Regions from separate parts of the Homo sapiens genome. Here regions 1 and 3 are each linked to region 2. Evidence: read pairs that join two places in POLR2A ChIA-PET (ENCODE). Cell type or tissue: GM12878. All regions are shown on one strand.

Evidence for each region. ChIA-PET counts read pairs that join two places held together with the same protein. Peaks named below come from ENCODE experiments on the same cell type or tissue, not always from the same donor. Only the 100,000 strongest peaks of a DNase experiment are listed, where the experiment ranks them.
Region 1: POLR2A ChIA-PET joins it to region 2 with 7 read pairs; 11 of 35 experiments call an interaction of 5 or more read pairs at or near these places.
Region 3: POLR2A ChIA-PET joins it to region 2 with 5 read pairs; 11 of 35 experiments call an interaction of 5 or more read pairs at or near these places.

Annotation. Positions count from the first base shown.
Region 1 is chr15:78,881,991-78,884,490 of GRCh38, forward strand. All of the region lies in intron 3 of MORF4L1 (mortality factor 4 like 1), which reads left to right. Among named protein-coding and RNA genes, the nearest start is that of MORF4L1, 10 kb to the left of the region's middle. In GM12878, no CTCF peak of the experiment used is centred here; no DNase peak of the experiment used is centred here.
Region 2 is chr15:78,938,167-78,940,666 of GRCh38, forward strand. It overlaps CTSH (cathepsin H), which reads right to left. Exons shown (of 12, transcript NM_004390.5): 2 at 974-1,005. Among named protein-coding and RNA genes, the nearest start is that of CTSH, 5.6 kb to the right of the region's middle. RefSeq lists enhancers at 988-1,087, 1,198-1,457. In GM12878, no CTCF peak of the experiment used is centred here; a DNase peak (open chromatin) is centred at 1,185; H3K4me3 peaks cover 2,105 bases; H3K27ac peaks cover 2,393 bases.
Region 3 is chr15:78,875,746-78,878,245 of GRCh38, forward strand. It overlaps MORF4L1 (mortality factor 4 like 1), which reads left to right. Exons shown (of 12, transcript NM_006791.4): 2 at 2,468-2,500. Among named protein-coding and RNA genes, the nearest start is that of MORF4L1, 4.1 kb to the left of the region's middle. RefSeq lists an enhancer at 222-823. In GM12878, no CTCF peak of the experiment used is centred here; no DNase peak of the experiment used is centred here; H3K4me3 peaks cover 2,500 bases; H3K27ac peaks cover 390 bases.

The DNA of each region.
Region 1 (2,500 bases), 56 kb before region 2:
AATTTTATTTCTTTGTTAGGAAGTTGTTTTCACGTATCAGATGTTTTCAGCTGAGAATTTATCAGACCTTTTACTTCCATTAATATAAATGTGGAAAGGTAGAAATCTGAAATGCATAGAAGTGCATCCTGACAACTTGTGGGTATTTTTTTCCCAGTTAATGATAATTAAAGTATTTCTAATCAGTGAGGTGTGGTGGTGTGCACCTGTAGCTACTTGGAAGGCTGAGGCAGGAGGATTACTTGAGCCCAGGAGTTTGGGGCTGCAGTGAGCTATGATGTGCCACTGCACTCTAGCCTGAGTGACAGAGCAAGATCTGGACTCCTTTAAAAAGAAACAACAACATGTATTTCTAATAATGATAGGTAATATTTAATAATGATAGGTAACTCCAACCTCATGGACTTGTATTTTAAATATTGAGAAGTTGGGAAAATAATGGAGAAAACTGTCTTGGTAGAAGTAAACTGTGCTTTTAGTACTAAATGGATTCTAATATCTAGGAAACAGGAAAATAGTGACTCCTAGTGTATCTCATAGCTTTTTATTACTAAACAATGCCTTGCTAAAACTGCATTTCAATCTTTATTAGACTTATATTTTGTGTGTTGATATTCTGACAATATCCAGATAAAGTTGAGAGTGTTAGGAGAATTTCATTTCTCTACAGGAAAGATAACATCTTAATTTTATGCATACTATGAGTGGGAAAGACCATATAGGATATCAAAAAAAAACACAAAGCAAATTTATGGTTTAGGCTTAATCTCCTCCATCTCCTGCATTTTAAAGGAATTGTTTTAGAGCCAGTATGGTGGTGCCTATAGTTTTAGCTTCTTAGGGAGGCTGAGGTTGAGCCCAGGAGTTTGAGGCCAGCCTGGGCAACATAGGTAGACACCCCTCTTATAATTAAGCAAATAAAAATTTTAAAAAAGTGTTTGAGGCTGGGTGTAGTGGCTCATGCCTGTAATCTCAACACTTTGGGAGGCCAAAACGGTTGGATCATTTGAGGTCAGGAGTTCAAGTCCAGCCTGGCCAACATGGTGAAACCCCATCTCTACTAAAAATAAAAAAATTAGCCAGGTGTGGTGGCACACGACTGTAGTCCCAGCTGCTGGGGAGGCTGAGGCAGGAGAATCGCTTGAACCCAGGAGGCGAAGGTTGCAGTGAGCTGAGATTGCACCACTGTATTCTAGCCTAGGCGACAGAGTGAGACTCAGGAAAAAAAAAAAAAAAGCGATTGAACACATAAAAAACTAAGGGAAACTACGACAAGGGAATAGAATAAAGAAGATATTTTTAAAAACCTTAAAAAATTATTTTAGAATTTCACCTTAGTAACTGTGAATACAGCTTTTGTGCTTAGTTCTTTTTCACATATAATAGATAACCCTGTATAAAATTGCACACATAGATGTGTACAGCGCAAAGACTGGATTTTAAGTGGCATTTGTAGCTTGTCACAAGTTGTGAAAATACCAAATGCTTGTATTTTCAGATTTTATTGTTTCGAAAAATAATGGGCATTTTCCTCTTTGGTGTATTGTAGTCCAGTAACTCAAAGAAATGATAGGTTTGTGTAGATTTTTTTGTTCTCAACTAATTTGACACATATTAATTACTGTTGGGGAAAGTTAAGAAAAAATAGCATCAAATATTAGAGATTTGTTACTATCTTTGTAGATGTATTGAGGAATATTAATATATCAGAAATGTCTTTGGTTGACTTGGCATGTAGATAAATATATGCAATGTTGAAAGAATGATCTTAGCTTTAGAAAGTCTTTAAAGAAACCTTTAAATTCATTTTGAAAGGGGGAGGAGTTATTCAGATACCTAGTGTGTTGTGTATTTAGTCTATGTAAGTACTGCCCATGGATCATTGTGACTCTGGGAATTAGTCACATTACCGTTAGAAAACTATGAAATTCTGGGCCAGGCGCGGTGGCTCACACCTGTAATCCCAGCACTTTGGGAGGCCGAGGCGGGCAGATCACAAGGTCAGGAGTTCTAGACCAGCCTGGCCAACATGATGAAATCCCGTCTCTAGTAAAAATACAAAAATTAGCCAGGTGTGGTGGTTCATGCCTGTAATCCCAGCTAGTTTGTAGGCTGAGGCAGGAGAACTGCTTGAACCTGGGAGGCAGAGGTTGCAGTGAGCCGAGATCGTGCCACTGCACTCCAGCCTGGGCGACAGAGCAAGACTCCATCTCAAAAAAAAAAACAAAAAGCTGAAATTCTTGCCAGGCGCGATGGCTCATGCCTGTAATCCCAGCACTTTGGGAGGCCTAGGCAGGTGGATCACGAGGTCAGGAGTTCAAAACCAGCCTGGCCATGGTGGTGAAACTCTGTCTCTACTAAAAATTAGCTGGGTGTAGTGGCGCGCACCTGTAGTCCCAGCATTTTGGGAAGCCGAGGGTGGGCGGATCACCTGAGGCTAGGAGTTCGAGACAAGCCTGACCAACATGGAGAAACCCTGTCTGTACTAAAAATACAAAAT
Region 2 (2,500 bases):
AAGACCCACCTGGCCAACATGGCGAACCCCCATCTCTACTAAAAATACAAAAATTAGCCGGGCATGGTGGCAGACACTTGTAATCCCAGCTACTCAGGAGGCTGAGGCATGAGAATCGCTTGAACCCAGAAGGTGGAGGTTGCAGTGAGCCGAGAGTGTGCCACTGCACTTCAGCCTGGGTGACAAAGTGAGACTCTGTCTCAAAAAAAAAAAAATATTTTGTACTCAGGAATCAGTTTATCTTCATCCCTGCTTCCCTGCCCTTCCTAGCTTCTGCTAGTCACCATTCTACTGTCTTTCTTCATCAGATCCACTTTTTTATCTCCCACATACGAGTGAGAACATGTAATATTTGCCTTTCTATGCTTGGCTTATTTCACTAAACATAATGACCTCCAGTTCCATCCATGTTGCTGCAAATGACAGAATTTCATTCTTTGTTATGGCTGAATAATATTCCATTGTGTACATACACCACATTTGCTTTACCCATTGATAGGCACTTAGGTTGATTCCATATCTTGGCTATTGTGACTAGTTCTGCAATAAACATGAGGGTGCAGATATCCCTCCAATATACTAATTTCCTTTCTTTTGGATATATACTCAGTAGTAGGCTTGCTGGGTCATATGGTAGTTTTGTTTTGAGTTTTTGATGGAACCTCCATACTGTTTTTTTTACAATGGTTGTACTAATTTACATTCTCCACAATGTGCTTTGAAAACAAAATACAGAAATGAATCCCAGGGCTTGGAAGGCTGTCAGCCAAGTTAATCACTTGGGACCACTATTTGGAAGGAATTTACTTAACTGCATCTTTCCCAGTGTTTGGCCAGTTCAACTTCTGGAAAGACCCCACTAGGCAAAGTTGGAAATTCCCTTTTTCATTGTCTCAAATCTGGGACAGTTTGGTTTGATAACAGGAAACTTTGTGAAATGAAAAACTTCAAAAAGAAGAAGTTGGGCACTGACCTTAGACATCCATGACTTGAAGTGAAACTTCTCTGTAAAAAGAAAAAAAAAATTAGGTCTGGGCGCATCACAGTAATGTTGAGTCTATAGCAAAGTAGGGCACTTTAGAACTGATTTGCATTTTCGAAAACTGGACTAAATTTAAAACACCAAAAATGGTGTTATATAATGCAGAATGCAAAAAGAAACTCCGACTCTTCCTGGTTTTGTACCCCAAATTAATGTGAAAAAGTATATACTATTAGTCAATGGTGTTGAAAGTCAGGATGGTGGTTATGCCTACTGGGTCGGGGTGCAGAAAGCACTTCCGGGATGCTGCTCATATCCTGTTTCTTCAACTGGGCGCTGGTTAACTGAGTGTGTTTAGATTGAGAAAATTCGTGGAAATGCATACTCAATGATTTGTGCCCCTTTCTGTATGAAGTTATATTTCGGTAAGAAGTTAATTTAAAAAGCTATCTACTCCAGCTGGGCGCGGTGGCTCATGCCTGTAATCCCAGCACTTTGGGAGGCCGAGGTGGGCCGATTGCCTGAGGTCAGGGGTTCAAGACCAGCTTGGCCAACATGGCGAAACCCTGTCTCCACAAAAATATAAAAATCAGCTGGGTATGGTGGTGTGTGCCTGTAATCCCAGCTACTCGGGAGGCTGAGGAGAATCGCTTGAACCCGGGAGGCGGAGGTTGCAGTGAGCCGAGATCGTGCCACTGCACTCCAGCCTGGGCGACAGAGAGAGACTCCGTCTCAAAAACAACAACAACAAAAAACAAACCTATCTATTCCAAGGGCAAGCACTGTTTTTCCTTATGGGGACAGGTAGTAAATATTTCAGGCTTTGCCATCTATATGGTTTCTGCCACAACTACTCAACTCTGCCCCTGCGGCTCAGAGACAGCCACAGAGACTGTGAACATTAATGGGTAGGACTGCGTTCCCGCAAGACTTCACAAAAACGAAACCTCACATGTACCCCCAAATATGTACAGATATTATCAAAAACATAATAAAACAAACAAGACAAAATATTTTACAAAAGCAGGCCAGCCATTTGTTTTTGGATTCCTGCCGTATTTCCCCATGTATGTTCTTATCTAAACATTTCATTTTAAATTTGAATACCTCCAAAGACATATTCCAACTTATAAATATTGAGATTTAAAAATAACACCTGGCAGTGTGGCCCAAGCCTATAATCTCAGTACTTTGGGAGGCTGACACAGGCGAATCCCTTGAGCCTAGGAGTTTGGGACCAGTCTGGGCAACAAAGTGAGACCTCGTCTCTACAAAAAAATAAAAAAAATTAGACGGGAGAATCACTTGAGCCTGGGAGGTTGAGGCTGCAATGAGCTATGATAGCGCCACTGCATTCCTGCCTGGGTGACAGGAGTGAGACCTTGTCTCAAAAAAAAAAAAAAAATCTCTAAAAATAAGATTGTTATATCATTCTTTTAAAGCTAGCCAGTGGAATCTAAATACCATGATGATTTGATATCCACCATCAGTAACATGAACAAACTTTTCTATAAGAGT
Region 3 (2,500 bases), 62 kb before region 2:
ATCGCACTCCAGCCTGGGCCACAGAGTGAGACTCCATTTCAAAAAAAAAAAAAATTTATTAATTAGATGATCGGAGAATATCTTGCAAGGGAAAAAGAATATTTGATGAGTGCTAACAGAATCGTCTTGAAACACTGTAGAGTTTATGTAATGGTAGAGAAAAGAGTGGCGAGAAGTAGTGTTTTTTTGTTTTGTTTTGTTTTTTTCTTTTTGAGACAGTCTTGCTCTGTCGCCCAGGCTGGAGTCCAGTGGCGCGATCTCGGGTCACTGCAGCCTCCGCCTCCTGGGTTCAAGCGATTCACCTGCCTCAGCCTCCTGAGTAGCTGGGATTATAGGCACGCGCCACCACGCCCAGCTAATTTTTGTATTTTTAGTAGAGACGGGGTTTCACCATGTTGGCCAGGATGGTCTCGATCTCCTGACCTCGTGATCCGCCTACTTCGCCGTCGCAAAGTTCTGGGATTACAGGTGCGAGCCACCGCGCCCGGCCGAGAAATAGGGTTTTTAATGATTCTTGTAAACTTGTTAAAAAAAAAACAACTCGTAAACTTATAAAAAAGTTTTTTTTTATTTGATAATGGCGTGCAATATATGTTGTATAAGCAATTCTTAAGGCATAGTGATTGCTTTGCACTGGACTTGGTTTTCCATTGGAAATTCTTTTTTGTTTTGTTTTGTTTAGATTTTGAGACGGAGCATTTGCTGTCCTGGGTCATACTCCTCAGCTAGCTGTATATTTTTTCAACAAAATACTAGGGCCTCGTAGCTAGAATGGAGGTCACAGGGCCTCGGTTTCAGTGCACTTTTTTTTCCGGCAGTAGCAGCCAAGGGGAGAAAAATGGTAGGCCATTTTCAGAGTGCCTTTAAAATGTACCAGGAGAGTGAAATTAGGAAACACAGATCTGATCTGATCTTGTTCGCTGTTTATTAGCAGTATAGTTTACCCATTTTAGTTCTCGTTCCTGGGCCGTTGGAGAAGTCTTTGATCTTCCCGTTTTCCAGTCTCCGTCTTTAATTCAGAAATGCTATTCGTAGGTCCAGCAGCCTCTAGCAGTGATTCTTTATAGAGTGACCACTTAAAAGAATTATAGAACTGATTTAAAAATAAAGTTAATAGGTCGTGCTCTGGGAGAGTCTAATAATATGGGTCTTTGGTGGGGCTTGAAAATACATAGTTTTAAAAAATATTTTAAATTTTAGTGGTTTTTTTTTGAGGCGGAGTCTTGCTCTCCCATCCGGGCTGGAGTGCAGTGGTGTGATCTCTGCTCACTGCGACCTCCAGCTCCTGGGTTCAAGCGATTCTCATGTCTCAGCCTCCCGAGTAGCTGGTAGCTGGGACTGAAGGTGCACATCACCACGCCCGGCTGATTTTTTTTTTTTTTTTTTTTTTTTTTTGAGAGGGCGGCTCCTTCTCACCCAGGCTGGAGTGCGGTGACAAGATCTTAGCTCACTGCAACCTCCACCTCCCGGGTTCAAGCGATTCTCGTGCCTCAGCCTCCCGAATAGCTGGGATTACAGGCACACACCACCATGCCTGGCTGATTTTTGTATTTTTAGAAGAGACAGGGTTTCGCCTGTTGGCCAGGCTGGTCTCAAACTCCTGACCTCAGGTGATCCAGCCACCTCGGCCTCCCTAAGTGATGGGATTACAGGCGTGAGCCACCTCGCCCCGCCTGCTCTTTTAATTTTAGAGCTAAAAAAGAGCTGACATTCTTGGATATTTCAGTTGTCCATGGGTCTTTTGAAACCAAGTGGACTGAAAATAATGTGTGCAAAATCTTTCAAGCTACACTCAAATGTAATCTGAGGTACTGCCTAGAATTGCTTCCAAGACTTCCAGGTCCTGACATTTTCTTTAGTCTTGAAGTAGGCTCAACGTAGACTGTTACGTTCCAAAGGTTAGGCTTTATTGTCTCATTTCTTTGTTCATTGAAGCAACTTAGCACCTAGAACATCATTCCACATTTGAAGAATGAACATAGTGAGACCCCTTAATCCAGCCAATCTCTGATGCATATTGATATTTTAATTTGTACGATATTTCACTGAGTAAAAGGGTTGGAAGCAGAGATACAAGTGGAGAGTAAAGGTCCTCAACTTAGAAAAACAGATGAGGAAAGCATTTAAAAAACTGTATTTTCAGATATATAGTTAAAACCAACCAACCAACCAACCTCGACAGCTTTGCAGGAGAGTCCGCTTATGTGCTTAACAGGTGATAGATGATTTGATTATTTAAGTAGATTGACCTGCTAATGAATTGTTTTTGTTTTTACCATCGGATACCAACGTGTTTTTGTCGTAGGGTATAGTTGAAGTTTGAGCCAAAGTGGTGCTCTGTATACCCGTCCTCATTTTTCCTAATTTGGCTAGGAATACCTTAATAAAAGTGTGATGACTCTCTAAGATGTTAATCTTTTTATATATGAGAAGAAATTACAATTCAGTACTTTTTCTCCCTTTACAGGTGAGCGAGTGCTGTGCTTTCATGGGCCTCTTC